2 separate regions of the Homo sapiens genome follow, and region 2 is linked to region 1. A link is a contact called in ENCODE Hi-C or POLR2A ChIA-PET data. All regions are on one chromosome and are shown on one strand. Each heading gives the region's core, a stretch centred on a gene start or an enhancer-like site at or near the end of the contact. The rest is flanking DNA. Distances are from core to core; before and after follow the strand shown. Region 1 holds the start of PLOD2 (procollagen-lysine,2-oxoglutarate 5-dioxygenase 2). Region 2 holds the start of PLSCR4 (phospholipid scramblase 4).

What was found. Hi-C counts contacts between places; a loop is a spot of excess contacts on that map. ChIA-PET counts read pairs that join two places held with the same protein, here RNA polymerase II (POLR2A). Pooled maps may share reads with other maps.
Region 2: a loop to region 1 is called in a map of endothelial cell of umbilical vein, with 5 times the contacts of the local background. The contact joins the promoter of PLSCR4 here to the promoter of PLOD2 in region 1. A Hi-C loop is called at or near these places in 2 of 168 maps with a recorded cell type or tissue (ascending aorta and endothelial cell of umbilical vein) and 7 of 50 pooled maps. POLR2A ChIA-PET finds 5 or more read pairs at or near these places in 1 of 52 experiments (HEK293).

Annotation. Positions count from the first base shown.
Region 1 is chr3:146,159,010-146,163,050 of GRCh38, reverse strand. PLOD2 (procollagen-lysine,2-oxoglutarate 5-dioxygenase 2) reads left to right here and starts at 1,867. Exons shown (of 20, transcript NM_182943.3): 1 at 1,867-2,170. The coding sequence starts at 2,062.
Region 2 is chr3:146,249,639-146,254,313 of GRCh38, reverse strand. It overlaps PLSCR4 (phospholipid scramblase 4), which reads left to right and starts at 3,209. Exons shown (of 9, transcript NM_020353.3): 1 at 3,209-3,354.

The sequences.
Region 1 (4,041 bases), core at 618-3,117:
GCTCTTTCAGACTGTTAGAAATGTCTAGGTATTTGAAAATCCCAACACTTGCTTTATACGAGTCTCACAGCACAGATGTTGTGACTCTTAACAGAGAAGGAAGAATGTCAAAATAACCTGAAATTATTAGTGGACTTTTGGAGTTTAAACACACACACACACCTGTGATGCAGAGAAGCCGGTAAGCATTCATGAGGGGAACGGGGGTTTGGGAGGGCAGGAAGCCAGGTTGTAGCTCTCCAAGTTCTTAAAGATACTGGAGAACCAAGGAAGCAAGAAGTCAAGTTCAAGGAGTTTGGCAATTGCAGGTTTGGCTTTCTGGAGACAGATCTGGCCAAAACACCAGCCATTCCTAGCAGAGTCCTTGGACTCAGAGGACTGATGCTGTTTGCTTTGTGCCTAGTTTTATGAAGCTGTACTTGCCACACATGAAAGGCTGTTATTAAGGAATCCATCTTTTAGCTTTTTTTTTCCCCTTCAGACTAAATAAACCTTATTTCATTCTTCTCACAGGTCATAGTTTCCACTTCTTTAATTATTTGTTACTCTTCTCAGAACTTTCTCCAGTTTTCCTCTTCTTTTAAAAAACTGAGACCAAACCTTCAAAACAGAGTAATAACTGGCTTAGTTCTGGGCACAGGAAATGATTCTTTCTAAAATGTCACATCCCAGGCAAGATTTCTTTGCAGGGTTTTCCACCTGTTTTTAATGCTATCAAGATGAAAGCATTAAGTTCATGTTATCTTGATATGTTAATTTTAGACAAAACGTGATCATAATGGAACACATTTTTCCATAATTTTCTGTCTTAATTTCAAAGGCCCAGAGTTATAACGGGTGTTGTCTCGATTCTGTTTTTTTCTAATTTCACGAAAATTTAGGCAGGAGATTCCAGAATGGTAGCAGTTTGGTTCTCTTTCTCCTATAAAATAGCTTATGTCATTAAATGTATGAGGCAAAACTGTCAAGCTTTTTTCTTAATTGTGCTTTTGCTCCCACTCATTCCAACAAGTTAAACCCTTGGCTAGTTAAAATGTGAGAACAGAAAAAAGGGAATTTTCTTAGACATCAGTCAAAAGTGGAAGCAGTGGGGGCCAAGGCTCAGAGATCTCGACCTCTCCGACCACGTCTTTGGGAGTAATTTTCCATGCGGACTGGAGCACGATCTTGTAAGCACAGCCCCGGCATTACACACGTTGGGCTCCGATTCCGCAGGATTTACAAGCCTCATTACTGGAAAGAGTCTAAGGCTCTCTTGGCACAAGCGGCGGAGCAAGAAATGTTCACTGGACAATAAAACTTTCGGTTTACGGAGTAAAATAAAATCACGGCCTTCCTTTTACAGGGTGATGAACCTGCCCCTGAATTAATGAGGGGCGATCCATTTCCATGGCTTAAGAGTCTGGCGAGGTCCCAGTCAGCCAAGATTGCCGCAGATTTGCAGTCACTTCAGACTGGGTGGAGTATCCAAGTCCATAGAAGAGCAAATTCTCACCCTTCGAGGCTGCTGTGGAAGCTACCGGGGCTGGGACAGCAGAGAGGAACCCAGACGGGAACACCGCCCTCCCGCCAGACTCCCGGCGGCTCCTCCTCCCTCTCCCAAACCCACTCCCAAAGCTAAGTGCAGGCTTCCCCGTTCCAGCCAGAAGCGCTGCGTGAGCCTCCACACGTAGCCGCAGGCAGCTCCTTAAATAGCGTCCGCGCTGAGCAAACAGTCCAGACGTGGGGCCCAGGAGGGCGAGCTGAGGCGACCGCACCGGGCGCGCAGCGGCGGCGGGTCAGCCGGCGGCCAATAGCCAGGGCGCGGCCCGCCCCGTCGCCTCCCCTCGGGGAGCCTATAAGGCCTCCGCAGCGCCCCGGGCGCCTGCTGCTCCGTGCCTCCACCGACGACCTCACTCAGCTGCGTTACGCGCCGCTCCGGCTGCCGGCCGCGCGCCTTGCCCGCCGGCTCCCGCCCGCAATCGGCGGCTCAGGGCGGACCCGGGTCTCTGCGTTCTCGCGAGAAGCGCGGCGCTGCGGGGCCGTGGGCGCCTGAGCCCGCGCGGCCCTCGAGGGCCGAATATGGGGGGATGCACGGTGAAGCCTCAGCTGCTGCTCCTGGCGCTCGTCCTCCACCCCTGGAATCCCTGTCTGGGTGCGGACTCGGAGAAGCCCTCGAGCATCCCCACAGGTGAGCACCCCGCGGTCCGCCGCTGTCCCGCGAGGCTCGGCCGGCGGGGGGGCAGTTCATTCATCCACCAGCCCTTCCGCGGGGCTGGCCAGGTGAGTAGTGGGGGCCTGTCCCTCCTCTCCAGGACCGCCGGGGTCTTCCCCAGAATTGCGGTCGGGCGGCGCTGGTCCCTGGGGAAGTGTAGGGGCACCCGCCCTCGTTGACTCCTTGGAGTTCTCGGTGAACTCAGCGTGCCCGAATTTCCCTGCAGAACAAGTTGGAGTTTCCTTTTGGACTTGCAGGTCATGGGCACCAACACCTTTCCTGCAGCTCTCCTTTCCCCTCCTTTCCGAGAGTTGGCATGGATTTATCCTTGATGGACGAGGCAGTACTCCTTCTGTGACCTAAACACGGGGCTTAGTGTACTTTCTAATTGATGGTGACACATTCCTTCCAGCACCCCAGGAAGCAGCCGGTAACACCTCCCTCTTGCCAAAAACAACGCTCGCTCGAAAACCTTAGTTGTTTTCAGTAAGGCTGCCTGGCTACCCAGTACCTCCAGGCGGCAGCTTTCTTCCTTTGGGATCTGAAGGGGAAGCTGTGGACACACAGCTGCTCCCCTTACCTACCCTTTTCTTGAGCCCGGTGCTGTCTCTCGTTTTCAGAAGCTGTGTAAAACAAAACGTTTTATATTTAGCCAGATTAAAGAGAGTTTCACCACGTCTGTCTAAACATGCTTTGCTGCCTTTTGTGGCACATGAAAAATCCTTGGAGTTTTCCACATTTGTGCTCTTTGTGCTCAACTCTCTGAAATTAGATCTTGCATTTAAATGACCTTCTAATGTCCTTTTTGTTTTGTTTTGTTTTTTGTTAAGTCATCTTGGCACCATTTTTTCCCCCAAGTTTATAATAGAGTGCTTTTCTACTTGAACTTTTCTTAAGCCTAAGGACAGAAATTTCTATTTCAGAGTTACATTCAGAAAGTGACATTTGGTTTGCAGTCCAGCTAATCCATGTAGCGATAGTTTTGTCTTCATCTTTAAGTGTTTCAGAAAGCGTCAGCAGGCTGAACTGCCTATCTTTCTACAAAACAGTGCTTGCTTTGTTAGCTTGAGAAACTTCAGCATTCAGATGGATTTCTATCAGTTACAGGATGCTTTTCTTTCTGTTAGGTATATGTGACCATTTAAAAATGGATTTCTGAACCCGTGTGATTCCTCTAAATTTGAACTAAACTTTTGCATAATTTAAAAATATTTCTTCTAACATAATATCTGGAAAGTAGAAAGTAAATACTTTCAGCAAATTTGGAAGTAGAGAAATTTAAAAAGGAAAAACAGAACAAAAAGCCTTCCCCAGAAAAATGTCTTTCTTTGTTGAAACACCCAAGGAGACTTTAACTGGGAAATAAAATAACCTCTAAGGACTTTGTAATATTTAGAGAGGCCTCTTTGGCCTTTGTATATTTTATTCCACTTCATTGCCAACACCCCTAACTTTTTAATAGAGGACATCCCTTTGTATCTGCCTTTATATTTATAGTCAAAATCAAATTCCCTTCTCACTCTGGATTTTAAATTTCATGGAACTGGACAGTAAACTTTTAATGGATTGTGATATCAGAGAAAGAGAATTTTAGGTATGAAAGTTTCCTCAGGAAACGACCACATGAAACCCACTGTTTAAATCTGAGGACTGGTCACTTGGTAAGCAGGCATGGAGAATTCGGTTAGGGTCGAAATGTGGGAAAATACTAATTTGTGATAGGTGAAGCCAGCAGTAGTCAGTTTGATTACAAATTTCGGTGTAGGTAGGTGTTCTCATAGGTTATGTGATAAACTAATAAATGTAGAGGTAAACTGCTTGATAAAGTGGGCAGAATCATGGACTGT
Region 2 (4,675 bases), core at 1,960-4,459, 90 kb before region 1:
ATATGGTCCAACATACAATTAATTGAACTGAATTTCCAGAAGGAGAAGAGAGAGAAATGGGTATGGTGCAGTAAAGAAATAATGACTGCAAGTTTTTCAAATTTTGTGAATAATATCTACTTATGTATCTGTGAAACTCAGAAAACCACAGTAGAATACAGAAAGAAGCATACATCATAGACTAACTGCAGAAAAACCAATGATAAAAAGTTATTCTTAAAACCAACAATATGCATTCTGTCAGATAAAAATGGAGGTCAAAATTGTTGGGGAATAAAATAAAAAAAATCTGTACACCCAGAATTCTATAACCAGTAAAAATATCATTACAAAATTCATACAAAATAAAAACATTTTTAGATTTAAAAATCTAAAAAGATTTTGTCTGTAGCTGTTCTGCACTACAAGAAATACTAAAGGGACTAGGTATAGTGGCTCACACCTGTATCCCAGCACTTTGGTAGGTCAAGGCAGGCAGACTGCTTGAATCCAGGAGTTTTAGACCAGTCCATGTAACAAAGCCAAATCTTGTCTCCCCCCTCCAAAAAAAAAAAAAAAAATTAGCTGGGCATGGTGGCATGTGCCTGTAATCTCAGCTACTTGGGACGCTGAGGTGGAAGAATCACCTGAGCCCAGGAGGTCGAGGCCGCAGTGGGCTGAGGTTGTGCCACTGTACTCCAGCCTAGGCAACCAGAGTGAGACACTGTCTCAAAAATAACAAGAACTACTATAGGAAAGTCTCTAGCCTGAAGGTAAGTGATAATAGGTGAAATTAAGATCTATAAGAAAAAAAACGAGGAGCACAGGAAATTGTGTATATGTGGAAATATAGAAAAGCTATTTTCTTCTTTTAATTTCTGTAAAAGACAATGCACTAGTTAAGCAAAACTTAAAACATTTTGTTGTGTAAAGTCTATAATTAATGGGTATGTAAAATCTGATAGCATTTGCACATACAATTGAGGAACTGTAAAGTAATTATAAATTTCTTAACTTTATGTGAAGTGGTACATTATTAACTCTAAGTAGACTGTGGTAACCTAAGAACAACCAGTGAAAAGGAAATAACACGAAGAAATACACTTGGAGCAACAGAGCAACTAAAATGGGATTAGTATAAAAAGTAGTTAATTTGTCATCCCTCGAAATGTCCAGGTTGGAAAGTCATCAGATCAGGAAATTTCAGAAAAACAGGAAATTGAGTTCTTCTTCTTCCCCTCGAAAGTTGTGATTTGGGGTATATGACATACTTGATTTTATTTTAATCCCTCAAAGCAATATGTTTCACAAGACATGTTTTGCTCTTGAAATTTTTGGTATCTTCACGTGGCCACTGTGGATGTTTACATTCATAAGCTCAATTACTTGGCCTCTTTCATAAATTTTAAACAAAGGTAACATGCCGAGACCAGCTCAGTCGGGGAGACCCTAACCCAGCGGCGCTAGAGGAATTAAAGACACACACACAGAAATATAGAGGTGTCAAGTGGGAAATCAGGGGTGTCATAGCCTTCAGAGCTGACACCCCCGAACAGAGATTTACCCACGTATTAACAGCAAACCAGTCATTAGCATTGTTTCTATAGATGTTAAATTAACTAAAAGTATCCCTTAAGGGAAACGAAGGGATGGGCCGGATTAACTGCAGCAGGAACACGCCCTTAAGACACAGACCGCTCATGCTCATTGTTTGTGGCTTAACAATGCCTTTAAGCGGTTTTCGCCCTGAGCGGGCCAGGTGTTCCTCACCCTCACTCCCGTAAACCCACAACCTTCCAGCTTGGGCATTAGGGCCATTATGAACATGTTACAGTGCTGCAGAGATTTTGTTTATGGCCAGTCTTGGGGCCAGTTTATGGCCAGATTTTGGGGGGCTTGCTCCCAACAGTAACATATGCTATTATAATTTAGTTTCACCACCAGTTTCTTTGTTTTATGCTTTCAGTAAAACACTATGTCTGCATCTGAGAAATGTTCTGTGCAATTATTACTGAGAAGAACAGTATGAATTTTTTAATCTATTCTCACATGAATATTAACAAATAACACACATACAAAGAAAAATATAAAATTCTAGAACTCCACTCCCACATCCCTTCCCCTTTCCAACCTTCTCCCACAATGGGGTTCTGCCAAGTACTCCTCAGAGCTTAATCAAGCTTACTTCTGTCCAGTTCTGATTCTTTATAAGGTCAGAGGACCTTCAGTTCTCCCACTTCCTGTCAGTGTATTGTGCTTCTCTCCAAGCACCACCACAGAACTGAATCCCATTGGTCTGAAAGAAATATTTGTGCCTAACAGTAATAAGCAAATGGCATTTTTCTCCCAATGTCAGAAAACATGGGCAACCTGCTCCCTTTCCCCTTTATTGGCGTCTCTCCCGCCTTCCCTCCAAGATCAAATTGGCCTCCCCCAATTCTGTGGAAAAGAAAACAGAATTTCTGGGCCCTATGCCCAAGTGTTTCCAGCCAGCACGGCATTGCCAAGGCTAAATCACCAAGCCAAGGACCTGGGGGTGGGCGCAAATGCAAATCAAAAAGGCTCTTGAGGCCGGGTGCAGTGGCTCACGCCTGTAATCCCAGCACTTTTGGAGGCCGAGGCGGGCGGATCACGAGGTCAGGAGATCGAAACCATCCTGGCTAACACGGTGAAACCCCGTCTCTAGTAAAAAATACAAAAAATTAGCCGGGCGTGGTGGCGGGCGCCTGTAGTCCCAGCTGCTAGGGAGGCTGAGGCAGGAGAATGGCCTGAACCTGGGAGGCGGAGCTTGCAGTGAGCCGAGATCGCGCCACTGCACTCCAGCCTGGGCGACAGAGTGAGACTCCGTATCAAAAATAAAAATAAAAAAATAAAAAAGGCTCTTGAGAAAGAGGGGTTTCTTCATTTTCTCTCTAGGCGCAGTAATCTATGAACAAAGCTCCCTTTCCCAGGCCCTGCAACCTGCCCCTCTGATTGGAAGTGACCGTGGGCTGGCTTTTATCTTTTCTTTCACCTCTTATTAGAGTAGTGACAACTTATTTTCTTCATTTCTTCCTCCCCCTCGGCTTTTAGGTTTCAGCGGACTTCAGGGTGCCCCACCTCTTCCAGGAAGACGCTCCCCCGGGCTGGCGGCTCTCCCAGCGCGGGGCGGGGTCCGAGACGGGGAAGCCGCGCGCGGGGAAGGAGGGTCCAGGCGTGCCGGACCCGCCCCCAGAACCCGCGCCTAGCCCTCCCTTCCGCGCGCTTACTTTGTTTATAACTTGAAAAATCCTCTCCGTCTCCCTTCCCTGCCTCCTTTCCTTTCCCTTTCCTCTGCCAGTACAACTAGACCCGGCGTCTGGCGTCCCCGGTGCCCAGCATTCTGCGGGGCAGGCGGTGAGTGGGGCTGGACAGGCGGGCGCAGAGCAGGACAGGGTGGCGCGGGCGCCCGGGCTGCGGGGCCGAGGGCGTCGTCAGGGGAGGCCCGAGGCCGCGGTGCCTGCGGGCAGGCGCGGAGGTTGCGCGGCGTCCTGCGCTAGCAGTTCCCGGACACTGCGCTCGCGTCGCATCCTCAGGTGGTTGCAGAAGTTCCGTGGTGTCGGGCGCGCGTCTGCACTGCAGACGCAGAGGGTTTGGGAGCGAGCAGTTTCCTGCCCAGGGATGGGGGTCCTGGCTGCACTTCACGGGGGCGGCCCTTTCGTTTCGCTCTGCGTGACAGGTCTCGCTTGATTGGGTTTCTCATGGGTCTCTGGCGTTTCTACGGCGCGGCTCTCACGGACTCAGGCCAGGCCACTCGCAGGTAAAAACGCTATTTATAGTAACTTTTTAATTGCTCAGCGAGTGGAGGCGGTGACAGGAGAGAATCCCTCTCTCTTATTTCCAATTCTGGCAAACTGGGGCGATTTGGGGCTGTGCTTGATTTGTTTTTAAAAACGTTCATATTTAAAGACTTAGGATTTTATTTTGTGGCCTTATCTTCTCTTAGGATCTACAATTTAGTTTTTAATTTTATACTGCATTTAGAATGGAGCCACCAAAATAAGTACTTGTGAAGATATAATGCACCAAACTTGATACTGCTTAAAGGGGAATAGATTGCCTAATTTAAATTGCATTCTCCTGTAATAGTAATAGAACACAACCTCCATCTGTCTATCTGCTCTCATGGATAGCTGTGAAATACTAGCAGCATTTCCATTAAATTTGAAAAAGACAAGAATGCTAATCATTACACTCTGTGACATGGTTGTGAATTCTATGGGCGAGTGACAACAGGTAGGGGAACATATTATCACTTTATGCATGATGTGAGTGTATACCTTAATGTCCATAGGAAACACTGAAATTTGATGGGAAGCATAAGTGAATTTATCAAAGTTTCCAATTGCATCATACTTAATTTATAGAAGTCAGTTGATGTTTATACATAAACTAGATAATACAGTAAAATAAAGTAAAATTCAGTTTGGCATGAAATAACACACAATTGAGAAATTATTTTTAAGAAGATATAAAAAGGTATGTATGAGAATCCAATAAAATACATAACATTCTTCTAGGTAAAGATATCATTTCTCTAAAACAACGTATAAGTAGAATCCTAACTGAATATTTTTGTTACTGTTTTTAACTGTACTGTTTAGCTCATGTGGAAGAACAAACATATTAACGTTATGTATAATATATTACAAATAATAAAATACAAAATATATAATTA